Regions from separate parts of the Homo sapiens genome. Here region 2 is linked to region 1. A link is a loop called in an ENCODE intact Hi-C map of the cell type or tissue named here. Cell type or tissue: PC-9. All regions are shown on one strand. Links, peaks and the distances in the headings refer to the core of each region. The heading gives the core; the rest is flanking DNA.

The links. A loop is a pair of places that touch in the nucleus more often than their neighbours do. Peaks named below come from ENCODE experiments on the same cell type or tissue, not always from the same donor. Only the 100,000 strongest peaks of a DNase experiment are listed, where the experiment ranks them.
Region 2: a loop joins it to region 1, with 18 times the contacts of the local background. A loop is called at or near these places in 33 of 110 quality-filtered maps.

The regions. Positions count from the first base shown.
Region 1 is chr9:90,748,350-90,764,217 of GRCh38, forward strand. It overlaps the pseudogene OR7E108P. Among named protein-coding and RNA genes, the nearest start is that of SYK, 46 kb to the right of the region's middle. RefSeq lists an enhancer at 7,861-7,920. In PC-9, for the core only: CTCF peaks have their summits at 7,650 (motif pointing left) and 7,849; a DNase peak (open chromatin) is centred at 7,562; H3K4me3 peaks cover 538 bases; H3K27ac peaks cover 603 bases.
Region 2 is chr9:90,133,273-90,149,140 of GRCh38, forward strand. No RefSeq gene overlaps it. Among named protein-coding and RNA genes, the nearest start is that of MIR4290HG, 100 kb to the left of the region's middle. In PC-9, for the core only: CTCF peaks have their summits at 8,691 (motif pointing right) and 9,489 (motif pointing right); no DNase peak of the experiment used is centred there; H3K27me3 peaks cover 1,884 bases.

The DNA.
Region 1 (15,868 bases), core at 3,983-11,982:
TTTCACTCAGTTCACAGTGTTTGCTGATGCACAAAAGTGTCTGTCATTTAGATGTAATCCAAGGAATCTAATTTTCTTTTGTTGCCTATGCTTTTGGTGTCATATCCCAGAAAGCATTGCCCAATCTGATGTCATGAAAGTGTGGCCTATGTTTTCTTTTAGGCATATTATACTTTCAGCACTTGGGGTTAGGTCTTTGATCCAGTTTGTGTTAATTTTTGCACCTGGTGTGACATAGAGTCCACCTTCATTCTTCTGCATGTGGAAATCAAGTTTCCCCAACACCATTTCTTGAAAAGGCTGCTTTTCCACCAATGGACTTTCTTAGCACTCATGTGAAAAATCATTTGAACATATAGGTGAGAAGTTATTTCTGGGCTGAAAAACAAACAAACAACAACAGACAACAGATAAGGATGCAGCGTGGGCCAGGCACGGTTGCTCACACCTGTAATCCAAGCACTTTGGGAGGCCAAGGCGGGCAGATCACCTGAGGTCAGGAGTTCAAGACCAGCCTGACAGACAGGAAGAAAACCCCATCTCTACTACAAATATAACATTAGCTGGGCGTGCTGGGGCATGCCTGTAATCCCAGCTGCTCGGGAGATGGAGGCAGGAGAATCGCTTGAACCCAGGAGGCAGAGGTTGCGGTGAGTCAAGATTGCACCATTACACTCCAGCCTGGGCAACAAGAGCGAAACTCTGTCTCAAAACAAAAAACCAAAAACAAAAAATCCAGCATGATTTCGAGAGCAGAAAGAGAATAGCTGAAAAACCAGCATAATGAGAAAGTTAGGAAGCTTCTTACTAAAGCATCTGGAAACATGCAAGAAATTCTTGTGAACTAAAATTTTCATACTGTACTATCAAACACTAGAACTCACTTATTCCATCTTTCTGTATTTTGGGACCCAATTATCCACTTCTCTTCATTCCCCATCCCACCCCTTTTCTTCCTACCGTCTGCTAACCACCTTTATACTTTCCACCTTCCTGAGATTCCTTTTGTGTGTAGGTGTGTGATGGAGTCTCTTTCTGTTGCCCAGGTTGGAGTATACAGGCACAATCTGGGCTCACGGCAACCTCCGCCTCCTGAGTTCAAGCACTTCTTGGGCCTCAGCCCTCCGAGTAGCTGAGACTACAGGCACGCATCACCACGCCGGGCTAATTGTGTTTTTAGTAGAGACGGGGTTTCACCATGTTGGCCAGGCGGGTCTCGAACTCCTGGCCTCAAGTGATCCATGCGACTCGGCCTCCCAAAGTGCTGGGATTACAGGCCTGAGCCACCACACCTGGCCAAGATTTTCTTTTTTCTTCCTACACATAAGTGAGGACATGTAATATTTCTCATTCTGTGCCTGGCTTATTTCACTTAATATACAGACCTGAAATCTCATCCATTTTGTCTGCAGTGGAGAGGATTTTGTTTATTCCTTTTTAGGCTGAATAATACTTCATTGTGTGTGTATACCACAGTTTCTCAACTGAAACAAATTTCTAAAAAGCAAATATTTTTAACATGTCTCGGAATGTGAAACTTCAGGGATACTGTGCCTATTTTATTCTTTTCTATTTCCCGTCTTATGTATATGCAAGTGTATAACAAAGCAGCATCAAAGTGTGTATAAATCTATAATTTCAACAAATGTAAAATGAAAATGCTAAGTAGTGGCTGGGCGCGGTCGCTCATGCCCGTAATCCCAGAACATTGGGAGGCGGAAGCGGGCGGATCACCTGAGGTCAGGAGTTCAAGACCAGCCTGACCAATACGGAGAACCACTGTCTGTACTAAAAATACCAAAAAAAAAAAAAAAAAAAATTAGCCGGCATGGTAGTGCATGCCTGTAATCCCAGCTACTTGGAAGGCTGAGACAGGAGAATCACTTGAATACGGGAGGCAGAGGTTGCAGTGAGCCGAGACCGTGCCACCAGCCTGGGCAACAAGAGTGAAACTCTGCCTCGAAAAAAAAAAAAGAAAAGAAAAGAAAAAGAAAAAAATAGAAAATGCTAAATGGTAAGAAACAACAGCATAATAAACATTTGTATGGTGTTGATGGACAATGCATTTGAAGATAATATTTGAAGAAATCATATTACAATTAACATCTGTTCTTACTCATTGGAGCTTGATGCCTCTAAAAACTTCGTCATTGCAACCACCTCTGGTGCTTTAAAAAAAAAAAAAAATCCACATACTCACATAGGTGCAGGGAAATCAGAATCTGAGGTAATGAGACCCAGGCCTCATCATTTGTAAGCTCCCCAGGTGATTTGACTCAAAGCCAAGATTGAGGACCGGTGACATGGATCGCTACACATAACCTGCCTAAATAGATTCTTTAGAAGCAGTTTATAAAGAAATTCCACATGAACTCTGAAGAGGATATGAATTTGATGTACAGTATGTCCTCACTTATCGTCTTTGAAAGTCTCTTGGAAACTTCACCTTTAAGCAAGATTAGGTATAGTGAAACCACTTATTCCTCACCAACATTATAACTACACATCTTTGAACGCACCAATGGTGTTGGAGGACCTGCTGTACATTGCTTCCATGAAGTCAATTTTCAGGGAATTCCAAAACGAAGTGCGGACTTCATGTATATAAAAAGATGGCTGTGATTCCACCTGGATGACAGGGTTATTGCTCAGAAACTAAAGGAGGCCGCCTAGGTATAGAGGATTCAGTCATGAGGTTTCTGCTAAACAAAGGATCCCAGAATCCTCACCCACTCCAGTTAAAGGCACAACGAAGAAAACAATATCCACATAGGAAATGCAGAAAGGAATAAAAGCCATCAAGCCACAAAAATAATGTGACTAAGGGTCAGGATTTGCAGATGTAGGGATTTGATGTGGTTGCCCTTTCTTACCCACACAAGAAAAAGGATGGAACAGATCATGAGATTCGACTGTTCTGCTGCGCAGCCTCCACAGGGCGCTTTGAATGTCCCTGTTTCTCAGGCTGTAGATGAAAGGGTTCAGCATGGGGGTGACCACAGCGTACATCACTGACGCCACCACACCATTCCTGGGGGGTGGTGCCACAGCTGAAGTCAGGTACATGCCAATGCCTGTTCCATAAAATAAGCAAACAACTGCCAGGTGAGAGCCACAGGTGGAGAAGGCTTTATACTCCCATCTGACGATGAAATCCTTAGAATGGAGGGAACAATTTTATAGTAAGACAAAAGGATCCCTGAAATGGGAAGAAAACCAAACATAGTACTATTGAAATACATGAATATGCTATTGATGACGCTGTCAGAACAGGCAAGGTTGAGAAGTTGAGATGGCTCACAGACAAAATGAGAGATTTCCACATTCTTGAAGAAGGTGAATTGTAACAATCTAACTGTGCAGCTGGGAATCCAACAGGCTAAGGAAAAAGGACACCAAAACTAAGAAGACACAGAGGTGAGGATTCACGATGACTGCGTAGTGCAGAGGGCGACAGATGGCTACAAAGCAGTCCTAGGCCATCACAGTCAGGAGCATGTCTTCTATACATGCAAAAAGGACCAAGAAAGACATCCGTGTCAGGCAGCTCGCATAAGAGATGACTCTGATATGTGACTGCATGTCCACAGTCATCTTGGGAACCGTGGCCGAAGTGAAACCGATGTCAGCCCAGCACGGGTTGGAGAGGAAGAAGTACATGGGGGTGTGGAGGTGGGAGTCAGAGCTGACAGCCAGGATGACGAGCAGGTTCCTCAGCACTGTGACCAGATACATGGATGGGGACAGCCCAGCGAGGACAGGCTGCAGTTCTGGATCCTCTGAGAGTCCCAGGAGGAGGAATTCTCAGACACCTGTGAGATGCCGTGGCTCTGTGTGACTTGGACACCTTGGGAAGAAAAGAGGATTGGAAAAATAAAAGATAAAAACCAGCCCTTAATGCTGTGTGTATATTTTGGATGCAAGCAATTCACAAGGAACATTTTCACACTTGAGGACCATACACCGCCAGCAATATTTCTCAGTTGTGACAAGCCCAAAAGTCTCAGAATTATTACATGATTTACTTTTTTGCTATTCAACTCCTTCTGTACATACTACTTTAGAGAAAATCCACTGAAGAATTTTAGAAGTCCAAAACATAATATACAACAAATCCATGATCTCAGTAAAATACGGCCTACTCTTTTCAGAAAAAATAAAATGCAATGAAGATGCTCTTCTCTCTTTAAGAAAAAGATCTCAGTCTAATTGAAAGAAATTAAGAAGCAGTGAAATACACTCTGTTTTATTCTGACACCGTGCGACAAATTCCTTTGATGTAGAATATGTAAAAGGATGATACAAGAGCTAGGACCGCATTATCTAAAAACAAAATAGAACCTTAGAGTTCTTAATCGGAAGACCTTTTAACATGCCACTTACTTTTCATATTTATTATCATCCTTAGGTTTTCTGACATCATTTATTCATAAAAGTACATGCACACTCAAATATGGGAGCTGTGTTTCCACATTAATTTAATATATAACTCTTGGCCAAGTGCCATGGCTCACACCTGTAATCCCAGCACTTTGGGTGGCCGAGGCCGACGGATCACCTGAGGTCAGGAGTTCCAGACCAGCCTGGCCGACGTGGTGAAACCCCATCTCTAGTGAAAATAAAAAAAAAAATTAGCCAGGCGTGGTGGCGGGTAACCCTAGCTGCTCAGGAGGCCGAAGCAGGAGAATCCCTTAGAACCTGGAAGGCAGAGATTGTACACCCTGTGGTATGATTTTGGATATCCTAGGGAGACATTGCTCCTGACATCAGAGTGGGCGTACACCCTGTGATATTGTCTGTAATATCGTAGAAAGATGTTGCTCCTAATATCACAGTGGCTGCACACCCTGTGATACTAATTGTAATATCCTACAGAGATATCATTCCTAATAATACAGTGGGTGTACACCCTGTGATATTGTTCCTAATATCCAGGGAAGGAGAGGATGACATTATGCCCAATATCACTGGGGGTGTACCGCCTCCCGCGGGGATATTGTTCTTAATATCTGGAGGTGGAGAGAATGATGTTACTCCCAATATCACAGGGGGTGTACACTACCCCTGTTTGTAAACACCCCCTGTGATATTGGTCCAAATGGCCTGTGAAAGAATAAATATGACTCCCATTATCGCGGGGGGTGTTCAGCCCTGATGATATTGTTTTCTAACATCCAGGGAAAGAGAGTATGCTATTACTCCCAATATCGCAGGGGTCGTACACCCTTCTGTGTTTTTGTGCCCAATATCCAGGAAAGTAGAGGATGATATTACTCCCAATATCGAAGTAATTGTACAGCACCCCTGTGATATTCTTCCTCATATCCAGAAAGGGAAAGAATGATATTACTCCCAACAGCATAGGAAATGTATACCCGCGCTGTGATATCTTTCCCAATACCCAGTTGGGGAGAGGATCATATTACTTCCAATGTCGCAGGGTGTGTACACCCACTCTGTGATCTTGTTGCAAACATCCAGGTTTGGGGAGGATGACATTACTCCCAATATCGCAGGGGAAGTACACTCCCCCATGACCTTGTTAGTCATTTCCTGGGTGGAGAGGATGATATTACTCCCAATATCGCAGGGGGTGTACACACCCCTGTGAAAATCATCCTAATATCCAGAGGGAGAGAGGATGATATTACTCCCAGTACCGCAGGGGGTTTACACAGCCCTGTGATACTCTTCCTAATATCCACAGGAAGAGAGGATGATATTACTCCCAGTACCGCAGGGGGTGTACACAACCCTGTGACATTGTTCCTAATATCCAGAGCGAAAGAGGATGATATGACTCTCAATATCGCAGGGGGTGTACACCCCTCCTGTCCTATTGTTCTGAATACCCTGGGAGGGAGAGGATAAGGTTACTTTGAATATGGCAGGGAATGTACACCCTCCCCCTCTGATACCCTTCCTAATGTCCAGGGGAAGAGAGGAAAATTTTACTCCCAATATCGCAGAGGCAGTACACCCCACCTGTGATGTTGTTCCCAATATGCAAGGGGAGAGAGGATGATATTACTCCCAATATTGCAAGGCTGTTCACATCCCCAGTGACATTTTTCCTAATATCTAGGGGAGAGACAATTATATGACAGCAAAGGTCACAGGGTCTGTACATCCTGATATGGTTCCTAATATCCAGGGGGGAAGAGGATGATATCAAATATGAAAGGGGGTGTACACCACCCACCCCTATGATATTGTTCTTAATATTCATGAGGGGAGACGATGATATTCCTCCAAATATCACAGGGGTTGTTGACACCCCCCTGTGATATTGTTTCTGATATCCGGGCGGGAGAAAATCATATTACTTCCAATATTGCAGGTGGTGTATACCCCACCTGAAATATGGCATCGAATATCCAAAGAGGGAGAGGATGGTATTAATACCAATATCGAAGTGTGTGTACACACCCCTTGTGATATGGTTTTTAATATCCAGTGGGTGGGAGGATGATATTAGTCCCAACATCCCAGAGGGTGTACACTACCCCTGTGATATTGTCTCTAACTTCCAGAGGGGAGAGGATGATATCACTCCCAATATCTCAGAAGTTGTACATCCCCCGTGATATTGTTTGTCATATCCAGGGAGGCACAGGATGACATTCCATTGAATTTCGCGACAGGCGTACATGCACAGTGTGATATTGTTCCTAATATCCAAGAAGGGAGAGGATGATATTACTCCCAATAAAGCAGTGGGTGTACATGACCCCTGTGTTATTGTCTCTAATATCCGGGGCCAGGGGAGCGGGGGAGAGGATAACATTCCCTCAAATTTAGCAGGTGGTTTGACGCCCCTTGTGGTGTTGTTTTAAATATCCAGCGGGGAAGACAATAGTACTATTTTTGATACTCCGATTCATCCGCTCCACCTTTCTGGAACTCTGAGGCTGGGAGGCGGCACGCAGTTTCCGTGTGATCCCCAATACCTTTGCCGTCTTCTGTACCAAGGCAGCCAAAAACGCAGGCTTGTTATCTGAGCTGATCCGTAAGGACAGTCGAAATCTAGGAATCAGATCTCGAAGGAGCACAGGGTTTACTTCACCAGCTTTCTCAGTTTGTGTTTGATAGGCCTCCACCCACCCAGAGTAGGTACGCCCAAGAACTAGTAAATACTTGGTACCTCCACACTTTGGCATCTCTGTGAAGTCTACCTGGAGATCTTCAAAGGGGACTGCTCCATAAGCTTGTATGCCGGGCGGAACGGCTGGACCTTGCCTCGCATTATGCTCTCGGCAGGTAACTCACCGCTGCCTCAGCATTTTGGCAAGGGCTGACAAATGTGAGATGTAGAAATACCGGCCTAACAACTTTTCCAGTGACTCCTGACCTACATGGGTGGTTTCTTGCACAGCCAGTACAACTGCAGCTCCTAGCAACTGTGGCACAGCTATTCTCACATCTGGTAACTGAATCCATCCTCCCTCCATCACTTGTCCTTCCCTCTACCTGGAGAAAGTCCTTTTCTTCTTTAGAAGAAGTAGGTCCAAGATCAGGTGCTTGAGGGAGCACTGATGCCCAGAAGGGGGCAAATGCTGCTTCTTCGAGCCTCTGAGTCAGCGAGGGAATTCCCCAAACCCAGCAAGGTGGAAGCTCGCTGGTGTCCTCTGCAATGCATGACTGCCACCTTGTGGGGTTTCCATACTGCTTTTAATAATTGCAAGATTTCTTGTTGATATTTTCTGTCTTTTCCCCCAGAGTTCAATAGGCCCTTTTCTTTCTATCATGCTCCATGCACTTGAAGGGTTAAAAGACATACCAAGAATCAGTGTAAATGTTTACAGTCTCACCTTCACTGAGTTCTAAGGCCCGAGTGAAAGCAATGAGTTCCGCTTTCTGGGCTGAAGTGGCCTGGGGCAACAATCTGGCTTCAACAACAGTGTCCAGGGTTACCACTGCATACCCTGCATCTCTCTCTCCTTGGGGGTTGAAGAAGCTGCTCCCATCCACATATAGTTCCCAGTCTACTGATGTGCAAGGCTGGTCCCGGAGGTCAGGTGTGCTAGAGTCAACTGAGTCCAACACTTCTACACAATCAGGCTGGACAGGGCTCTCTGGTACCGGGAGCAAGGTGGCAGGGTGTAGGGTGTTACAAACTTCAATAGTTATATAGGGATTTTCACAGAGCAAAGTTTGGTGCTTGATGAGTCTGGCATTCGTTAGCGAATGATGTCCTTTAGTATTCATTAAAGTCACCACAGCATGGGGGGCCTTTATGTTCAGGTTTTGCCCAAGAGTCAGCTTATTAGCTTCTTGTACTAGCAGGGCAGTTGCTGCCAAGGCCCTCAAACAGGGGGACCATCCTTTAGAAACCCCATCTAGTTGTTTAGAGAGGTAGGCCACTGGCCTCAGCCAGGGCCCCACAGTTTGGGTTAAAAGTCCAGCTGCCATCTTTTCTCTCTCTGACACATACAATGGAAGAGGCTTTGTCAGATCGGGTAGCCCCAAGGCTGGGGCTGCCAGAAGGTTTTCCTTTAACTCATGAAAGACTTCCTGTTGTTGGGATCCCCATTCCAAAAGTTCCCAGTCCCTGCCCCCTTTGTGACCTCATACAAAGGCTTGGCTAATACTGCAAAGTTTGGGATCCACAGTCTACAAAACCCCACAGCTCCTAAGAATTCTCTCACTTGCCTTCTGCCCTGAGGCTCTGGTAGGTTGCAAATGACCTGCTTTCTTTCTGATCCAGGGCTGCATTCCGACCCCTCTCGGATAGTAAATCCCAAGTAAGGTACCTGCCGTCCGCAGATCTGAGCTTTCTTCTTGGACACCTAATACCCATAGTCCTCCAGGTGCCTGTGTAGGGCATCTGTTCCCTTGGCGCACCCGACCGCCGTGGGGTGTCTTAACCTACTGGAGCAACACACAGCCTAGGTCTCTGGTGGGAAACTCTGGAGGTCTCAAGCCAATGCCTCCCTGAAGATGGTGGGGAGTTCTTGAACCCTTGGGGAAGTCCAGTCCAAGTGTACTGAGTAGTGACACCTGACTCCGGATCTTCCCACTGAAAGGCAAACAGCTTCTGCCTCTCAGGGGCTAATCTGATAGGAAAGAAAGCATCTTTCAGGTCCAAGCAGGTGAACCAGCTGTCCTCAGCTGGCAGCAACCCCAACAATGTGGATGGGTTAGGTACTGTTGGACGTAAAGTCAGTGTAGCTTGATTAAGCAAGTGCAAATCCTGTACCGGCCGGTAGTCCTTGGTCCGTGGCTTGGGAACAGGCAGGAGGGGAGTGTTCCATGGAGACTGACAAGGAACAATAATTCCAAAAGTTCTTAGGTGCTTGAGATGGACCTGGATACCTTGAAGAGCTTCTCTGGGGACCAGGGCCTGTTTTTGCCTAACCGGCTGGGCCCCAGTCTTAACTGGCCAATCCCGGAGGGTTGTCTTCCACCCGTACTCTTGGCCACCGCTTAGCCAGAGCTGGTCTTCTCTCTTGGCCCAGCTCAGTTAAGAAAAGTCTCCATTCCTCCTCTCGGGGGACCATAAGGGTCATAATGACTCCTGTTCCGGGTAACTTTAGCAGCAAAGAGCCATGCTCTGTCAAAGAGATAGTGGCTCTCAGCTTGCTGAGCAAGTCCCTTCCCAAAAAGGGCAAGGGACAGTCAGGCATGTACCAAAACTGATGAATGACTTTATGTCCTCCTACAGTGCAAGTCCGAGGCAAGCAGAAAGCCTGCTTTGCTGAAACCCCCGTGGCTCCGATGACGTCAATAGTTGTTTCGGATAAGGGGGCGACCGGGGCGGTTACTAGCGAATGTTCAGCACCACTATCTACAAGAAAATCAATGTCTCTACCCCCGACTGTCATTCTGACCAGAGGCTCTTTGGGGACACTTGAGCCCGGTCTCCCTCAGGCCAATAACCCTTCTGCCAGGTTGAGCAGGGCCCCTTCCTCCTTCTCCGGGCCCTCCTGCTCTGAGTCACCTTGTTTTCTTTTGAGCTGAGGGCATTTGTTCTTCCGCTGTCCTATTTCTTTACAATAAGCACACTGGTTACGCTGCAAACTCTGACAGCCAAGCTGAGTTTCTTTCCCAGGGCCCCCCTTCCCTTGCCTCTTTGGGTGGGGGGCCCTCTGATTGCTGCAGCTAACAAACAGGTCGGTGTTTTGCTGGGCCTGACCTCCATTCTCTTTGCCGTTTTCCTTACTGCTTACTGCATCCCTGCTTACAAACACCTGGCTAGCTATTTCTAGTAATTGTGATGTATTCATCCCTGCAAGCCCAGCCTGTTTCTGCAGTTTTCTTCTCATGTCTTCTGTGCTTTGACGGACTAAAGCCATGTTAATCATGCGCTGATTTCAGGGCTATCGGGATCAAAGGGAGTATACATACAATAGGCCTCACACAGCCTCTCGTAGAATTGTGCTGGACTTTCTTCTTTTCCCTGAATGACCTCAGAGACCTTTTTAACATTTGTGGCCTTCTGAGCTCCCCTCATTAATCCTTCCAAGAGAGCTTCCCTGTCTCGGTTTAGCCTTTGCATATCCTCTCTTTCATGTGGGTCCAACTGGGGGTCGGTTCCTGGTAACTGGGTCCTTACATACTCTTGGGGGTTTTGATAATCAGCTGATGCATGTTCCTCTAGCCACTTAGTTGCTGCTTGGGGACTCTCCGCCTTTCTTCGCTGTTAAAGAGGAACATGAGCAACAGGTGCCAATCAGCCCAGGTGTGGTTGTGGGTCTGGATAACAGTTTGGAGCAAATCAATTAGGGCTTGTGGCTTTTTGGTATAGGGCGGTGTATTGGTTTTCCAGTTGAGAAGGTCGACGCAGGTGAAGGGCTGGTACCCAAAAACACGCCTCTCCACCACGTGACCATCCTCATCTATCCCAGTATACCGCTGCTCTCTCAGGGGCATTTGTATCCCCGTTTTGGGTCGTAAACGAGCTGCCGAGGGAGGGGTGGAATGGCGCAATGTGACTTACCGCAATTAATAATCTCAGTTATTAATTGACACTAATAATTATCAATATTAATAACTGATAATATAATTTTTAAAATCAATACCAATAATAATGATGATTAATATTAAATAGTCATACTAATGATAACAATAAATGATTAATATTAATGATTAATGATGCCCGATATTAATAACTGATATTGATCTTATTCACTAGAAAACAGTAATATTAGCTCCTAATAATTAATATTAATATTAATCTGAAAAATTTTTATTAGCAATTATTTCTTAATATTAATATGAATATCGGTCATTGATATTCATGTTAATAATAAATGAGGAATAATTCATACTACTATTAAGCCTAATACCTCAGTGGGTGTACACCCACCTGTGATATTGCTCCTAATGTCCAGGGAGGGAGAGAGCATGATATTACGTTCAATATCGCAGTAGGTGTACACCCAGCCAGTGATATTGATCCGAGTATAATCTCCAGGGGGTGGAGTATGAAGTTACTCCCAATATAGCACTGGGTGTGCATCCACCCGGTAATTTTGCTCCTAATAGTCACGGAAGAAGAGAATGCTATTACTCCCAGTATCGCAGGAAGTGCACACCCCTTCTGTGACATTGTTCCTAATATCCGGAGGGGGAGAGGGTGATATTACTCGCAATATCGCAGGCTGTGTACACCCACCCTCTGATATTGTTCCTAGTAGCCAGGAAGGGAGAGGAGGATATGACTCCCCATACAGCAGGAGGTGTATACCCATCCTGGGATATTATTCCTAATATCCATGGAGAGGAGAGGCTGATATGACTCCCAATATCGCAGGGGGTGTACATCCAGTCTGTGATATTGTTCTTAATATTCAAAGGCGGAGAGGTTGATATTACTCCCAATATCACAGAAAGTGTACAAACCCGTGTACTATTGTTGCTATTATCCAGAAGAAGAGAAGATGATATCACCCCCCCCCCCCCCCCCATCGCAGGAGGTGTACACCCACTCTGTGATATTTTTTCCAATGTGCAGGGCAGGGGAGGATAATATTCTTCTTAATAGCACAGGGTGTGTACAGCCCCACTGTGATATGGTCCTTAATATTCCTAGGTGGAGAGGATGATCTTACTCCCAATACCGCAGAAAGTGTACACCACCCCAGTGATATGGTTCCCATGATCCAGGAGAGAAGAGGATGATGTTACTTTCAATATCGCACGGGGTGGAAACGCCCCCAGTGATATTGTTCCTAATTTCAACGTGGGAGAGGATGATACTACACGGAATGCCCCTAGGGGTAAAAACACTCCTGTGATATTGTTCTTAATATCAAGGGGAAAGAGGATGCTATTACTCCAAAAGTGCAGAGGATGTGCACCCGTCTGTGACATAGTTGGTAATTTCCAGGGACGAAGATATTACTGACAATAACGTGAACACTCTGTGTGACCACCGTGGATCGTCATATCCAGCGGGGGAGAGGGGGGTGATATGACTCCCCGCATCGCGGGGGGCTCATCCCCTTGCCATGGGAGTCCTAAGAGCCAGGGGGGGATAGGGGCTGGCTCTTACTCCCCTTACCACGGAGGGGGCCTCACCCCCCTGCGATGGGGCTCCTAAGAGCCAGGGGCGGAGAGGGGCTGGCTCTTACTCCCCATATCGCAGGAGGTGTGTACAACCCCTGCGATATTGGGACTAATATTATCCTCTCCCCCTGAATATAAGAAACAATATCACAGGAGGATGTACACCCCCTGCGATATTGGAGGTAACATCATTTTCTCCCCCTTGGGATATTCGGAACAATATCACAGTGGGTGTGTACAGCCCCTGCGACATTGCCGCTAGTATCTTCCTCTCCCTCCCAGGATATAAGGAAGAATGTCACAAGAGGGTGTACACCCCCTGCGATATTGGCCGTAATATCTTCCTCTCCCCTGCTGCCCTTTAGGAGCAACGTCACAGAAGGGGTGTTCCCCCCCTGCTATATTGGGAGTGATATCATCCTCTCCGTCCCTGGATATTAGGAATAATATCCCTAGGGAGTGTACACCTCCTGCAATATTCAGACTAATATCATCCTCTCGCCGCCTGAGTATTAGGATCGATATCACAAGGGTGGTGTGCACCCCCGGCGAATTGGAAGAAATATCATCCTCTCCACCTTTGGATGTTAGGGACAGTATCACGGGGGAGGTCTCCGCCCCCTGCGATATTGGGAGTCATATCATCCGCTCCCACCCAGGATATTAGGAACAAGATGACCGAAGGGACGTACTCCCACTGCGATATTTTCAATAATGTCATCCTCTACCCCCTGGCTATTAGGAGTAACATCATAGAGGGGTGTACACTTTCTGCGATATTGGGAGTAATATCATCTCCCCCACAGATATCGGGAACAGTTACATTAATTATTAATATTAATAAACAATAACAATTAATAGTAATCATCGATATTAATAATTACAGTAGAGACAGTAAAACAGTATGGATTAAAATATTAATGGTTACTATTAATAATTAATAGCAATATCACTATTAATAATAAAATAATGATATCGGTAATTAATGTTACTTCAATCATAAGTGATGGTAATAAAACAATAATTAGTATTAAAATTAATAACTAATATTAAAAGTGACATTAATATTAATTATTTTAATCATGCATAATCATATCTTGAAAATAAGCATTAATGATTAATGACATTATACTATTAATCTTACCATTGATAATTCTTAATAAGACTGATGTTTAATAATTCATAATATTATTACTCCTAACACCACAGGGGGTGTACACCTACCTGTGATATTGTTCCTAATAGTCAGGGATGGAGAGCATGATATTAGTTTTCATATCACAGTAGGTGTACACTCACCCTGTGACACCGATCCTAATACCCAGCGGGTAGAGTATGACATGACTGCCAACAGAGCAATGAATGTACAGCCACCCGGTGATATTGCTCCTAACATCCACGGAAGAAGCGTATGATATTACTCCCAATATCGCAGGGAGTGTACACCTCTTCTGTGATATTGTTCCTAGTATGCTGAGGGGGACAGGATGATAATAATTCCAGCATCACAGGCTGTGTTCACCCAGCCTGTGAAATTGTTATTAATATCCTGAAAGGGAGAGGATGATATTACTCCCCATAATAGATAGATATGACTCCCCATAATAGAGCAGGAGGTGTACACCCACCCTGTGATATTCTTCCTAATCTTCAGAGGCCGAGAGGTTGATATTACTCCCGATATCGCAGGAAGTATACACCCGCATGTGAGATGGTCCTTAATAATATTCCAAGATGGAGGGGGTGATATGACTACATATATGACAGAAAGTGGACACCCCCCAGGGATATTGTTCCCATGATCTTGGAGGGAAGAGGATGGTATTACTTTCAATACGACAGAAGGTGGACACGCCCCTACTGATATTGTTTCTAATTGCAACATGGGAGAGGAGGATATGATACGCGATATCGTAGGGAGTAGAAACACCCCTGTAATACTGTTCTTAATATTCAGGGAGGAAGAGGATGATATTACTCCCAATACAGACGCTTGTACACCGTCTGTACACCGAGGGTGTACACCCGTCTGTGAAAAAGTTCATAATCTCCAGAGGGGGAGATGATATTACTCACAATATGGTAAACAGGCTGTGAGTCCACCGCGGATCCTAAAAACCAGGAGGGGGGAGAGGGGCTGGCTCTTACTCCCCGCATCGCGGGGGGTGCCTCACCCCCCTGCGATGGGGGTCCTAAGAGCCAGAGGGGGAGAGGGGCTGGCTCTTACTCCCCGCATCGCGGGGGGTGCCTCACCCCCCTGCGATGGGGGTCCTAAGAGCCGGGGGGGAGAGGGGCTGGCTCTTACTCCCCGCATCGTGGGGGGTGCCTCACCCCCCTGTGTTTGTTTGCACTTTTATTTTGCTGGAGTAAAACATCCAAAGAGAGGAGGTCATCTTTTGGAGTCCCTGCTGGGTAAAACTTTGTTTTGCTCTCAGAGAACCTCTCTGGGCAGCTGATGATGCCCTTCTGATGCAGGACAGGTGAGCCCCCACGATTAGGGCTTAGTCCAAGAAGTTTCTTGGCTTCACTAACGAACAAATTCAAGAGTGAGCTGGTGGTAGAAAACAGCCTAATTGAGGTAGCAGTGTCACAGCTCCATGACTGCTGCTGCAAAGCAGGGCTACCCCATAGGTGGTGTTTGGAGAGTAGCAGCTCAGAAGCAGTTTTGCAGTCATATTTATACCTGCTTTTAATTACTTGCAAATTCAGGGGTGGTTTATTCATAAATTTCTTTGGGCAGTAACTTCCAGGTGTTGCCATTGCAATGGTAAACCACCATGGCACTGGTGAGCATGTCTTGTGAAGAGATGCTTTCAGTGGCTGTTCCAGCCACTGTTCCAGCCAGTCTTTCATCTGGTCTGGATGAAAGACCAGATGTCTTTCATCTGGTCTGGATGAAAGACCAGATGTCTTTCATCTGGTCTGGATGAAAGACCAGATGTCTTTCATCTGGTCTGGATGAAAGACCAGATGTCTTTCATCTGGTCTGGATGAAAGACCAGATGTCTTTCATCTGGTCTGGATGAAAGACCAGATGTCTTTCATCTGGTCTGGATGAAAGACCAGATGTCTTTCATCTGGTCCTGCCTCTTACCTCATTCCCTGCTCAGAGATTAGATACTTCTCCTTGCAGAAAGGTGAAGGCCCATTTTCCGTAACTGCTTTCTGCTGATTTTAGGGGCATACGCCCTGCCTGGCATCAGAGGAGTAAAAATGTCTGTATACCTTATCTAGGGGGCCAAGAGGCAGGATGCTTTTATTCTCTGTATCAGTAGACAGAATGTGTTTGAAGCCTTGTGCCAGCATTGTGTTTACCTGGAACTGTTATAATCTAGAAGACATAAAGTTTACTAAGAGG
Region 2 (15,868 bases), core at 4,303-12,302, 610 kb before region 1:
TATCAAGCAGATAAGCTTTGAAACTGCAAAGAATAGAATCCAAGTCTCACTCTCACTTTATCATCCATGTTATCTTGGGCATGTTTCTTAATCCCTCCCAGACTTGTTTCTTATTTGTAACTATTTAATGATAATTTTCATCCTGCAGAGTTTTTAGGTGCAAAAGAACAAAGATTCTGGTAATAATTCCATCAGCACAGTGGTCAATGTTCTCTCTCTTTTCCTTTGGAGTTTTACATTTTAACAGATAAAGGCATTAACTCTTCCAGAAGTATCACATTAAAAACAAAAGTTTCTTAGTCATGTAATTCCAAACACAGAGGTGTTCTGACTTTATACCCTGGAATAGAGGAGTTTTAAGAGAATGATGCTTTAGTGGTTGAAATGCTGAGCCCTCACTTTCTTTTCTAAAAAAGAAAGAATCACTGCTTTTCTATGAATTATATATCGAGGTTTTGCTTACATTTTTTGAAAGGTGTATGTTACTTTAAAAAACTTTAAAAACTACTTGTTTAAGGGCAACATCATACCTTTACTTTTTCGTGTTTTCTTCTCTTTTCTTTCTTTCTTTTTTTTTTTTTTTTTTTTGAGACGGAGTCTTGCTCTGTCACCCAGGCTGGAGTTCAGTGGTGCGATCTTGGCTCATTGCAACCTCCGACTCCCTAATTCAAGCGATTCTCCTGCCTCAGCCTCCTGAGTAGCTGGGATTACAGGCATGCACCACCATGCCCAACTAATTTTTGTATTTTTAGTAGCGATGTGGTTTCACCAGGTTGGCCAGGATGGTCTCAATCTCCTGAGCTCGTGATCCACCTGCCCTGGCCTCCCAAAGTGCTGGGATTACAGGTGTGAGCCATGGTGCCCGGCCAACATCATACATTTTCGTAGAAATTTTAGGCATGTTGACAAACTTCTGGAGGAGATATTACAGGAACAAAGGGTGATAATTCACAGATTACTCTTATTCCTTCAATGTATAATGAGTAATGTGGTCTTGATATCTATTAATATAAAATGGTGTGCAGCATTTTAAAATACTTAACGTGTTAATCTAAAGAGTTGGTTACTATCCTTAAGTCAGATTGTTTTCTTGGGTTGGGTTCCTACACAGACTTTGAGACAGCAATTCCAGTCAAGGGGTTGATTTGGTAGGTGATACCCGGAAAGCACAGTAGGGGAGGGGTGAGACAAGGATGGGAGGGAAGCAGGTAACCCGGGCTCTTTCTCTTCCTTTTTTTTTTTTTTTTTTTTTTTTTTTTTGTGAGACGGAGTTTCGCTCCGTTGCCCAGGCTGGAGTGCAGTGGCGCGATCTCGACTCACTGCAAGCTCCGCCTCCCAGGTTCCCGCCATTCTCCTGCCTCAGCCTCCTGAGTAGCTGAGACTACAGGCGCCCGCCACCACGCCCGGCTAATTTTTTGTATTTTTAGTAGAGACAGGGTTTCACCGTTTTAGCCAGCAGGGTCTCCATCTCCTGACCTCGTGATCCACCCGCCTCGGCCTCTCAAAGTGATGGGATTACAGGCGTGAGCCACCGCGCCCGGCCACCGGGGCTCCAGTACTTCAGGGAGACTGGAGCACACCTGACGTGACCCACCCCCGGGACAAGGAAGCAGGAAGATCATCCTCCAACTCCCATCCCGCTGGCTGCGGGCTGCTGGCAAGGCTTCAGCTCTGTGGCTCTTCTGCTCTGCTCCACGTGAAGGCCAAGAGGAAGCCCTCAGGGATGGAGCTGCAGAGGCTCGAGCTGGAGTAGAGCAGGGATATGGGTGAGCACCATAGCTGCTTGTTACAAATAACATATTAAGAAAATGCTCGTTTCATATAATTAAATTCACACATGTAGCGAATGCAGGGTAATGCTTGAGCTTTGAAGTTGGACAGATTTAAGTTGGAATTTCCCTCCTATTGGTACTAGCAGTATGACATTCAACCAGCTATTTAGCTGCTTCATACATGGTAAAGCTTTCTTAGGATGTATAAATGAGTATACATTTATGAAACTCTAACTGAATTTCTGGCATATATTAGGTATTCAATTAGCATTAAGGTATATTACAAGCAATAAAATTGCTGTGGCTTAAGGTATGTTACTCTTCAAATTTACAAGGTAATTCCAATTTTTTCCAACAATTCCAGTCGTTAAACAGATTTACATTACCACCAGAGGTTTATGGGAGTTTCGGTTGCTTTACATCCTTGACAATTTTCAGTCTTTATAATTTTAAACTTTGCCTTAGGTATGTAGCAGTATCTCATTGCGGTTTTAGTTTTCATTTCCTTACAGATTAACAAGATTTGTTGGGGTCATTTGAATATTCACTTTTGTCATGTGCCTGTTCAAATTTCTTGCCTATTTATCTATTTAGTTGTATTTTTATTGATTTATAAACAATTTATGTAGTTTGGATACCAGTCTTTTTTGGTATTATATGTTGCTAATACCTTTTCCCACTTGGTGACCTGCCTTTTCATTCTCTTAATTGATGAACAGAACTTTTTAATCTTGAAAGTAATCCAATTTATCGATCTTTTCCTTTATGTTCACTGCTTCCTGTCAGGTTAAAACATTTCCTCATAACAATATTGTGAAGATATTTCTCCATGTTGTGTTTCAGAACTTTCATATTTTTTACGTTTTACATTTAGACCTGCAAATAAACTGGAGTTGATTTTTGATTTTTGAATGGTATGAGGTGGGTTATGTTTTCTTTTTTTTTCTGTGCAGATAACCATTTGACTCATCAAATTTACTGAAAGCATATCATCCCTTTACTGAATTGCAGTTTCATTTTTTTATAAGTAAATTTACATATGTGCAGTTGTGTTTTTATACTCCCTGGTCTCTTGCATTCATCTATTTGGTTTTCCTGGTGCCAATTTCTATACTTTATTAACTAAGGTAAATTTATCATACATTTTGATATTTGAAGAAGCTTTCCAACTTTATTATTTTTCAATATTTCCTTGGCTATTCTTGACACTTTATACACATACAAATTTTAGAATCAGCTAGATAATAACTATAAAAACTACTTGCTGATATTATAATTTGGATGGTGTTGAATCTATAAATAATTTGGGGGGACCATTGGCCTCTATATACAATTGAATCATCAAATCCATTAATACAGTATAGCCTGCCATTTACTTAAGTAAGGTATTACAAGTAATACCTTATAGCTTGTTGTGAGGCAATCTTGCTTCACTGGATCTATTTGCAAGTTTAGGATGGTTTATAAGTAATAGCTTACGTTAATTTCTAATGTTCTTGTTAGTATATAGTAATGCAATTGGTATTTGCTAATTATTCTTGTATTCAGCATCCTTGCTAAATATACTTCTAAATTCTAATAATTTGCTTGTAGAGTCACTTTTATTTTCTACATACCCAAACATATTGTCTGCAAATAATGACAGTTGTGTTTCTTCTTTTCTAATTCTTGCAATTTTAATTTCTTTTCCTGGCCATATTGCACCAGTTAAAGCCTCAAAGATGATGTCAAATTGAAGTAATCTTTGTCTCCTCTTTATTTCAAATGAGCAAGCTTTCAACTTTTTATACTTAAGTGTGATGTTTGTTGTAGGTTTATGTAGATACCATTTATCAGATTATGGGCATTCTTTTCTATTACCAGTCTGCTAGGTTATTTTTTATTAATTTAAAAATGATGAACAGATGTTGAATTTTTTCACATGTATTTTCTGCATCTAATAATATAATTATGATGAATTATCTGTCATTCCATTAATGAATTACATTGACTGATTAGCAATGTTCAACCATTATTGCAGTCTTAGAAATAAACTCAGCTTTGTTATGATGTCTATATGATGCCAATATTATAAGATTTTTGCATTTCACATTTATGTTTATGAAGAAGATTGATCTGTGATTTCACCTTCTTGTAATGTACTTGTCAGATTTGATATCAAGTTATGTTTTTGCATAAAAGAAATAGAGAATAATTTGGTATCATTTCTATCTTAAAATTTTAGTAAATTTACTGGTGAAAGCATTTAGGCCTGAATTTCTTTTCCTGTAGAAAAAAATGTTTAATTGTTGATAAATTTTCTCTCATAGATTTAGTACTATTCAGAGGTTCTATGTTTCTTGTGTTAATTTTATAATTGAGGCTTTCTGGACCTTAGTCAATTTCTATCTACCTTTTTCAAACTCATTGGTGTAAAGTTTTGCATACAATCATTTTGTCTTTTAAATGTATGTAGGGTCTGTAGTAGTATTCCATTTTTAATCCCCAAATTGGTAATTTGTACATTCTTTCTCTTCTTGAATTTGTTTGTAGTTATTTTCTATTTTATTGCAGTTATTTTTTATGTTGTTATTTTTTGTTTGCATCTTTAGAAAAGGCGAGAAATTTATATGATCTGGAGAGAAACCAGAGTGTAAGTTTGCATCTTTATTAATTCCTCCCTTCTACTATCGTTGATTTAATTTGATCTTCACTTTATAACTTTCAGTGTTAGATATTAAACCCCTTAATTTCTAAAATTTCTAATTTTATAATATATTCATGTGAATACAGCTTTAGCTGTGTCTCACAAGCTCTACACTGTATTTTTATCACCATTCAGTTGAAAGCATTTCTAGTTTCCTTTGTTATTGTTTTCTCTGACCAGTAGATGATTTAGAAGCTGTGTCTGATGCTTCTGGTGCCAACATTTCATCTCCCAGTCTGCTCTGGTTTCAGCTGCAGCTGCAGTGAGCTCCTTTCTTGTTGACAGCCTCTCACCTCAAGTGTGACCCGTGTAACTCTCTACTTCTGCTCCAGGACAACTCAGATTCTCTGGGAGGCTGCTTGACTTGTGCACAAATCCAGTTGTCCAATACAGGGAAGTCAATCTCTATCTACCATTTTCAAACTCCTTGGAGGAGTTTGCCTTTTTCAAATTTCCTTGGAGGGAAATTGACCTCTAAGGCCACTCAATCCATGGTCAAGTGGAGCTGGTATATAAATGTCTCAGCCTTCTTTCCTTCACTGGTAAGTTCTGGGGTGCTTTATGCCTGTCACAGGTTCCTAAGCAATCAAGTCATCATTGGACAAACCAGATACTTTACATCATTGGGTTTCCCAGATTCCTTGTCTGGATTTTCCCATTCTCTCATTGCTGCTTCCAGAGAGCACCTTCCAAATAGACTCTCTATACTATGCTCTTATCTCCAGATCTGCTTTTGGGGGAATTCAAAATATAACTATTGTATTACTTAATTTCCAATTATAAAGAAACTCAGGTTTTTTTTGAAATTAGTGATTTCTACCTTAATTTTACTGTGGTCAGAGAAAATTTCCTCTAAAATCAGTACTTTTGAATCATGCTTATATATTATCTGTTCCAAAATACATAACATTAGTATTTAAAAAGGATATATAATGTAGCTGATGTGGCAGGTGGTGGTATTTTTAGTGGACAGAGGAAAGAGATTGTAAATAGAAATGGTCAAGGGCAACTTCTTTCTTGGGTTGTCATTTGGGTACTGAAGTTTGTCCTGCCATCTTTGCAGCTGAGTGATAAAATGGGGCCTGGAGGTGCCTCTCATCTTCAAGATGCCCTCACCTTTTGGAAGCTAAGTGGGAATGGTGGAGCTCCACATAGAGTAGGCAAGGAGCAGGCTGCATGCACGAATGTTTTAATGCGGGCCTTAATCTAAGAGTTTCTCAAAGTCACCCGTGGTGCAGCTTCATTCACAGCCAAGAGAATAGATAGGGATTTGTGGCCAATATTTCATGTGGCAAGAGTGAGGATTTGTCTGTAATGCTCTGTGTTTGTTTCCGTAAAAGAACATAGTACGGCTCCTGGTGGCTTTGGTAAGAAGCTGATTGTGGACAGAACTGAATGCGTAATTTATTCAGAACAAAATGAAAATATGAACACTTTTACAAAATACATGAATAAAAGTGCCGTTAAAGGTGCTAACATATCATGTTTTTACATTTTCCATAGTTTTTCTCTTGACTTATCATGATGTTTTCAAATGTGCTATTTAATGTCATAATAAGTAAAGACAAATTACCATTATTAATTATTAGCATGCATTTTACCATTCATCTTTACATAAAATTGGCAGTTGCATTTTGTAGCTCATACATGCATATGTATTTCATTCTTACCAGAATGGTGGAAATGCTGCACAAAATAAAGTCAATTGCTTTTATTTCACTTCATGATATGCACACTTTCTACCAACTCTCTACCTTTGGCTGACTAATGAGTGAGAAGCACTCAAGGAAAAGAAACGTGGGTTGCTCTTTCCTTCCTTTCCTCCTAAGTCATTATTTTCAAAGTATGTGGTTGCCTAATACAGGGAGGTACCTCAGGTAAGAAGGGACAGGATAGGGTGCTTTGGTTGTTTGGTTTTTTGGTTTTTTGGTTTTTTTGAGACGGAGTTTCACTCTTGTTGCCCAGGCTGGAGTGCAATGGCGTGATCTCAGCTCACCGCAACCTCTGCCTCCCGTGTTCAAGCAGTTCTCATGCCTCAGCCTCCCGAGTAGTTGGGATTACAGGCATGCACCACCATGTCCAGCTAATTTTTGTATTTTTAGCAGAGACAGGGTTTCTCCATGTTGGTCAGGCTGGTCTCGAACTCCCGACCTCAGGTGATCCGCCCGCCTCGGCCTCCCAAAGTGCTGGGATTATAGGCATGAGCCACGGAGGCTGGCCGGTTGTTTGGCTTTTTAAAGGCCATTGGCTTCTTTCTGAATTTCAAGCGAGCTCTTGTTTAAACAGATCATGTGCAGCTTCTTGGGGCTGTCTTCACTCCTCTTATTCAGTGGTGAAGGGAGTGAAGATTGGAGAATACTAAGGAAGGAAGACATTTTTGGGGTAGAGAGGTAAAAGTTTTTTTTTTTTCTTTCACTGTTTTTCCTTGGTGGTGGCAGTAAGTGTACCTCACACACTCTGTGTGTCCCTCAGGGGCCTTTTATTTTTTTAAATCTCAAGGAAGTTATGAGCTGTGCCTGGGTCTGGGCAGAGGGCTGAGGCCTGGGCTGCAGGACTCTGGAGCTGCCTACACTCACTGTGGCCCCCACCTTGGCACAGCCCCTGCCCCTGCAAGCCAGGGCTGGGGGACACTGAGCTCTGCACATCCCACCCTGACAGAGGAGTGGAGTCGGGCCAGAGACTGCTCTTCTTCCTGATCTTTCAGATAGTCCTTTCAGCCTGGAAGGGAACTGTTTCCTTCCGCCCTGCTTCTTGAGCAAGGGACCCACGTTGGCTGCCTTGGTTTCCTCAGCTGCCGCTCTCCTATCCTGCTGAATCTGCTCCTGCGTTAATCTCTCTGCCAGGTTCCTCTCTCTGTGCATGCCACCAGCTGCCCAGTGCAGAGTTCTCAGCCCTGCCTCCTGGGCCCTGGCTTTGTCATGGATCACCACTTCCTCTCTGCTTAATGGAACCCTTCCCTGGTTCTTAGGACTCTCGGCTCCTGGTTTTCATCCTTCTTCTCTGAACACTTCTGTGTTTTTCTCCCCGGTCAGGTACTTATAACTCAAATTTATAACCTTGGCTTTCATTTCTAAGCCAAGTGTAAAACCTGCAGGTATAAAGAAAAAAAAACGCACTTTTTTTTGTCAGATATGTTAACATCATATCTGGCACTAATTAGCAAATAACTTTCCAGAAATATGTAACCTGTCAGCAGCATAGCTTCTAATTCCAAAGTTAGTTCTGTCAGTATACATGTAGATCTTGATATAGATCTTTATATAGATACAGACATGCACATAAAATTTCCCTTAGTTCTAGCCATTGGAAAGATCATATCTTAGGGTTCCATCATTATAGATACATCTACAATTCTCCAGGTGACTCGTTTTCACAAAGGAGCAGGTGCCTGTGCACAGGGGTATGACAAGTTGGTAAAGTGAGAAGGCATTCCAGGCAAAGTGCACAGCGCAGGCAAGCACCTGAAGCTGGAGAGAGCCTGCTGTGATGGGGACCGTGGGTAAAGGGAGGTGGATCTGCAAACGGAGACAAGGTTGAGGTCATCCCGTGCCCCTGATAGTACTCTAAGGAATTTAGATGTTAGTTTCAGTGACAAGAACCATTTGAGGATTTTTAAACAAGGGAACGACTTGAAAGGATTCGTGTTAGAATATAGATTTGATCTTTTTAAGGGCACAGAGAACTCTCAAAAGAAAACTCATTCGGGCAGCAGGATATTTAAAGGAGATGTGAAGAAGGCCAGGCACCCCAGCAAAAAGTGACAGGTCAGGACAGAGGCAGCAGGGCGTTGTTGTTTAGGCCTGGGCAGACTGGGGCAGCCAGTAGGGAGCAGTTGCTGGATAGTGGGGGCTGGGGGTTGCGGACGGAACAAGTAGAGGTAATCTAGTATCATATTAAAGAAGATGTATTGAGACTTGTTATTTAAACAGAGCTTGTTTAATCTGTATAAATACCAGTGGTGACATTTTGCTTAAAATGTTAATGTTTTTAGATTTTGCATGTTTCTATACAGCCGCTGCGCACATGACCTTTTTTGTTCCCTTCCCCTCTCCTGCCCACCTTGAGTCTCCTTTCCCCTTCCCTCCCCTCTTCTCCCCTTTTCTGCACTATCCTCTCTGCTCTTACATTTGGTTTTGTTTTTAAATGTTTTACCTTTTAAAGAAAGCGTTGGGTTTCTGATTGCAACTTCTCCTAAATCCACTAGGTGGAAGTAAAGTATGCAATTTTCTTTTTCCCATACCATTGCAACGTGTTTCAAATGTAAACGGGCTCACATTAAATATATGAGTTTTTACAAAAGTGGAAAATATTTATTATATATCCTTTTGGAAATATCAAAAGTCAGATAAACAAACTAAAATTAAACTGTAATGCCTATACCACATTCATAGCTAACCACTCTTTCTCTGCAATTTATTTTAAATTCATATATTTTGTAGTTAATTGGCATCATACTTAAAAAATCGTTTAGTTCCCTAATTTATTTTACCTACCACTGTATCCTAGACATTTTTCTACATTATTCTCAAGACTTTAAAATTGTAATATAAAATTATAATTGATGTATATTGTATATGCCTCTATATCTCCATAGATATAGTGAAGGTTTTATAAATAAGACATTTATAGTCATACATGTACCTGTTTGCCCGCATCTCTGGCCTTTTGAAAGATAGATTCACAGAATTTTATTTGAGAATCAAAAGGAATGGACATTTTTAGGACTCTTGATCTGTTGCATTGTTTACAAAATGGATGAAGCATGTACCTGCTTGTCACAGCTATATCTGAGAGGTCCCTGCCTCTCATTCCCACCCCCCTCTCCCCGCCACCCTCGCCAAATCTAGATCAGTGTCTTTTTCTCGTTAAGGAGTCTTAGTCTTCTGACTTTACTTCCAAAGAGGTAATGGTAAAACAGCTTGGCCAGATTCCTGGATGGACGCTGATGGACTCAACCAAACTAATTTTTCTTCTTTGTGAATTTGCCCAGTGTCATTAATCAGAACAATTTTTGAAAGTAAGAAGAAAGGTATTGGCCAGCAGATGGCGCCCTAGAATAAAACAGAGGTAGATGAAGAAATGTTGATTTTTCTTGCCATGATTTCTCTCTAAGCAATGGTTGAATTTGACATACGTATGCTGTAAGGAAGTTGTTAAGAATAAAAACAGCCAATGCTCAGAGTTAAGAAAATGCAATGGTTTAGCAGGAATCCATCCACGGGAGTACAGAAAGTTGAAAATGTTCAAAATTTAACACTTGGCTGTGCTACATTTATGTTTGCCGGCTTAGGTAGGAGTTTGAATGCTTTCCTAGTGAGGACCCGAGAGCAATGATGAGTCGAGGTCTTCATTCCTAGTCAGGCCTCCTCAAGCTCATATTTTCTGTCTTTTGTGAGGCATTGTTCCTCCTACCATGACCCAAGGGCTTTACACATATACTAAGTAGAAAATCTAATATCTGTGCTTACAATATGTCTTCTCTGTAGTACAGGTATTAAAATTACAATTTCCCTTCTTAAAGATATGGTAGGATCCAATAAAGGAGCACTATGGAGCTTTAAAAATGATGAATATCTCTAAACTTTCACTAGTAACCATGATAAAATAAGTTTTATCAGATCATCATTGTCTAGAGATAGATATATAGAGATAGATGGATAGAATCTATGTATCAACATCTGTGTAATATATGAACGACACATATTCATTTTAGGTTTTCTGGTTGTTCCTGGTGGCAATGGTGATCTGATAAACCTATTTTATCACAGTTACAAGTGGAAGTCTAGAGATATTTATCATTCTTTAAAGCTTCATAGTGCTCTCTTTTGTGGCTGTTTTACAAAATCCCTGTTGGTAAGCACCCTTGCCTTCAAAATGTGATTATTAGAAACTAGCAAATGAAAATTTCCCAGTGCTTTTTTTTATGGTTTTATAATTTTTTGAGGTATAATTGATATGCAAGAAACTACATATATTTAAAGTGTACAATTTAAAAAGCCTTGACAGAAGTACACACCTATAAATCAATCGCCGTAATCAAGATTGCTGACATAACTACACCCCAAAAACTTTCCTTGTACCTCTTTGTACCCCTTGTACCTCCCTCCTTTCTCCTACTTCCATGGCCAAGGAACTACTGATCTGTTTTCTTTCATTATGAATTAATTTTGCTTTTCTAGAATTTTACATATATACTTTTATGTCTGTCTTCTTTCACTTTTGAGATTCATTTATGGTTGCATGTATTAATATTTCATTCCTTTGTGTCATTGTGTGATAGAGCACATTTTGTTTATCCTTTCACTTTTTGATGAACATTTAGATAGCTTCTAATGTTTTTAGTATTTACAAAAAGCTGTTGTAAGTATTTGTGTGAAAGTCTTTGTACAAACCCATTTTTTTTTTTTTGCCCTTGAGGGAAATGCTTTGGAGAGGGATCATATATTAAGTGCACATTCAATTTTTTTAAAAATAAATTTTATTGTGCATATTTAAGATATACATTACATTTTGGGGCACATATAGCCAGTAAAAAGGGTACTGTACTGAAGCAAAGTAACATGTCCATCATCTCACATAGTTACCCATTTTTTTGTGTGTGCATGGCAAGAACAACTAAAATCTACTCATTTAGCATGAATTCCATATATCGCACGATTTTATTACCTATAATTCTCATGTTCTCCCTTAGATCCCTAGACTTGTTCATCCTACATATCTGTTACTTTGTATCCTCTGACCTACATCTCCCCATTACCACTCCCCCGACCCCCATGTCTCCCTGCCCCCCACCCATTGCCCCTGGTAACCACTATTTTGTTCTCTGTCTCTGTATACTTGCATTTTTTTATATAGAAAGAAAAACATTACATCTCACTTACATGTAGAATCTTTTTAACAATGTGAAACATTTAACCTTTTCATAAATCAACAGAAAGTTTCTGATGGCAGTTATACTATTTCACATTTCTACCAGCAGGAGAGTTCCAGCTCCTTTACCTCTTCCAATATGTGGTGTGGTCCGTGCTTTTACTTTGAGCCATTGTATTAGGTGCATACTACCCTCTCATTGTGGTTTTAATTTGATTTTTCCTATGACTAATGATATTTCATTTGCTTGGTTGCAAAACATGCATCTTTTTTGGTGAAGTATCTGTTTAAATCTTCTGCCCATTAAAAAAATTAGGTTATTTATTTTTTAGTATCGAGTTTGAGAGTTTTTTTATATTTACTGAGTAAACTTCTTTACTGTATATATGTTTTGAAAATGTATTCTCTTAGTCTATGGCCTGTCATTTCATTCTCTTGACAGTATCTGTAAGAGTATCCTTTGAAGAACAGACAGTTTTAATTGTGGTGAAAACTAATTTATCAAGTTGTTCTTTTATGGATGTTATTTTTGGTGTCGTATTTAAGAAATCTTTGTCTAAGCCAAAGTCACAGGTTTTCTCCTATTTTTTTTTCTAAAATGTTCTATAGTTTTAGGTTTACAGTTTTGGTCTATTAACAATTTTGGTCTATTAACAATTTTGAGTTCTTTTTTTATGGAGCAAATTATAGGCCAATTTTTCTTTCCTGTGTATGAATATAAAATTATTCCAACATGATTTTCTGAAAAGAGTATTCATGTTTTTGCTGAAACCACACTGTCTTGGTTACTGCAGTTTTATAATAATTCTTTGAATTCTATATTGTGATTCCTCTGTCTTTATTCTTTTCTCAGGTTGTTTTGGATGGTCTAGGTTCTTTGTATTTCCAGACAATTGATTTTTGTATCTTGTATCCTGAATCTTGTTAAATCACTTATTACTTTTGTAGAATTGTATATTTCATTACCTTTTCTAACATAGATAATCATGCTTCTGTGAATGATGATAGTTTTATGTTTTTCTTTCCAATATAAATGCATTTTATTTATTTTTCTTATCTTACTACACTGGCTGAAACCTCAAGTATACCTCAAGTATAATGTTAAATAGAAGTTGTGAATGTGGACATGCCTGTCTTGCCATGATTTTGAAACTCAACCTAATAGCCCCATAGATAGTTTTTGTTTGTTTGTTTTATCATAGAAATTGACTCCCTGATCTTAAAGCTTGAAACTTTTGTTTTATCTGAGTCCCTTCCTTGGGAAATGGTCTTCTGGCCTCTCAAAAAAGGTGTCAAAGAACTGAAACTCCTATTGTTTTCTTCATATCTTGTTTTTGAAGTTTGTTTGCTTCTGTGGAATTTTAGTTTTTATCATATATATATAAGATTTTAAGGGATTTTTTAAACAATATTTTTGTCTCTTTCTGCACTTTATTCTGTCATTCGTGGGATCTGATTACATGTATACTAGGCTAGTTGACACTCCTATAGCTGATAGATGCTTTATACATTTTTTATTTTTTTCTTTCATTTTGTGTTTTATTTTGTATGATTCCTTCCTTCCTTCCTTCCTTCCTTCCTTCCTTCCTTCCTTTCTTTCTTTCTTTCTTCTTTCTTTTTTTGGAAATGGAGTTTCCCTGTTGTCACTCAGGCTGGAGTGCAGTGGCAGTGGCACGATCTCTGCTCACTGCAACCTCCACGTCCCAGGTTCTAGTGATTCTCCCACGTCAGCCTCTCACGTGCCACTGTGCCCATCTAAGTTTGTATTTTTAGTAGAGACGGGATTTCACCACGTTGACCAGGCTGGTCTTGAACTCCTGACCTCAGGTCAGCCACCCACCTTGGCCTCCCAAAGGGTTGGGATTACAGGCATGAGTCACCATGCCTGGACTGATTTCTGTTTTCATTTCTTCAAGTTCACCTGTCAATCTTCTGCAACATCTAATCCACATTAGCCTAATTCAGTACAATTTCATTACACAATGCTGCTTTCATCTGTAGAAGTTTGATTGGGTGGTTCTTGTGTCTTTCATGTTTGTAACATTTTGAATGTATACAATCCATTTATAATAAGTGTTTCAATGTCCTTGTCTACTAATTCTAATACCTGCATCAGTTTTGATTGGTTGATTTTTCTCTTCATTATCTGTCATGCTTATCTGCTTCTTTCTATTCTTATTTTTATTTTTATAGATAATTTTAAAAGACTTTAATTTTTTGAGAAGTTTTAAGTTTATAGAAAAATCAGTAGAATGTCTAGAAAGTTCCTAATCCCCCCCACACACTCAGTTTTCTCTATTATTTACATTTTGTATTAGGGTGGTACTTTTAAAAATAATTGATGGGTTAATATTGATATATTATTATTAAATAGTGTAAATAGATGACTTTAGGGTTTGCTCATTGTGTTGTGTGTTCTATACACTTTGACAAATGTGCAGTGACATGTGTGCATCGTTGCAGTATCAGATAGAACAGTTTCAGTGCCCTAAACATTCCCTGTGCTTCACTATTTATATCTCTCACAAGCCTCTGGCAAACGCTGAACTTTTTTTTTTTTTAACTGTCCTCATAGTTTTGCCTTTTCCAGAATGTCATATAGTTGGAATTATACAGTGTATTGTCTTTTTATGTGGGCTTTTGTTCACTTAGCATATGTTTTTAAGGTTTCTCCATATATATTTTTAAAATAGACTTTATTTTTAGAGCAGATTAGGTTCACAGCAAAATTGAGCAAAAGATACAGAGATTTCACATGTACCCCTCCCCACATATTTGTATCAATATCCCACTATCAATATCCTGCACCCTCACTATCACTATCAATATCCTGCACCAAGAGTGGAATATTTGTTACTATGGGTTAAACTACAGTGAGTGACACATCGTTATCACCTGAAATCCATAGTTTACATTCGAGTTCACTGTTGGTATTGTATATTTGAGTTTTGGCACATGTATAATTACATTTATTCACCATTAAGAGGCAGAGTAGTTCCACTGCCCTAAAAATCCCCTGTGCTCTGCTGATTCATCCCTCCTTCCCCACAACCCCAGCAAGCACTGATCTTTTTATAGTCTCTGTAGTTCTGCCTTTTCCAGAATGCCATACGGTTAAAATCATACAGCATGTAGCCTTTTCAGATTGGATTGTTTCATTTGTTAATATGTATTTAAGATTTTGCAGTGTATTTTTATTGCTTGATAGCTTATTTATTTTCAGTGCTGAATAATATTCCATTGTCTAGATATACCACAGGTTACTTATCTATTCATCTGCTGAAGGACATCTTGTTGTTTCCAAGTTTTGGTAATTCTGAGTAAAGCTTCCATAAACATTTGTGTGAAGGTTTTTGTGTCGATGTAAGTTTTCAGATCATTTGGTAAAATCTCGAGGAGCATGATTGTTGGATTTTATGGTAAGTGTGTATATAGTTTTGTAAGAAACTGCCAGACTATCTTTCAAAGTGGCTATACTGTCTTGCCTTCCCACCAGCAATGAGAATTCTTGTTGTTGCACATCCTCATTATCATTTTCTGTCACTGTTCTGGATTTTAGCTATTTTAATATGTGTATAGTGGTATCTCATTGTTTTAATCAGCATTTTCACAGTGACATATGATGTGAAACATCTTTTCATATGCTTATGTACCATCTGTATCTCTTCTTTGTTGAGGTGTCTGTTAAGGTCTTTGGCCCATTTTTAAACCAGATTTTTTTCTTATTGTTGAGTTTTAAAAATTCTTTGTATATTTGGATAACAATCCTTTATCAGATGTCTCTTTTACAAGTATTGTTTCCAAGTGTGTGGCTTGTCTTTTTATTCTCTTGACAGTGTATTTTACAGAGTAGACTTTGTTTATTTTAATGAAGTCAGGTTATAAATTCTTCCATGGATTATGCTTTTGGTGATTTATCTAAAAAGTTATCACAAAAATTAAAGTCATCTGGATTTTCTTCTAAGTTACCCTTGAGAAGTGTTATAGTCTTGTCTTTTATACTTATTTATGTGATTCATTTTGAGTTAATTTTGTGAAGGGTGTCTGTGTCAAGACTCATTATTTATTTTTTTGCATGTAAATGTCCAAGTGTTCCAGCACCAATTGTTGAAAAGACTGTGTTTTCTCCATTGCTTTATTATATTTGCCCCTTTGTGAAAGATCATTTGACTGTATTTATGTGGGTTTATTTTTGGGCTTGTTATTATTCTGTTCCATTGATCTATTTGGATCTTCTTTTGCCAGTACCACATGGTCTTGATCAGTGTAAGTCCTGAAGTTGTGCAGTATCAGTCCCACAACTTTATTCTCCTCCTTCAATATTCTGAGTCCTTTTCCTTTTTATATAAACTGTATAAACTTTAAAATTTAACATATAAACTTTAAAATTAAAATTTAAAGCATATACACTTTAAAATTAAAATTAAAAGCAAATAAACTTTAAAATTAATTTCCTGATATTCACAAAATTACTTTCTGTGACTCTGATGAAAATTGCATTGAATCTATAGAAAGCATTTTTAATTGCAGAAATAATGTA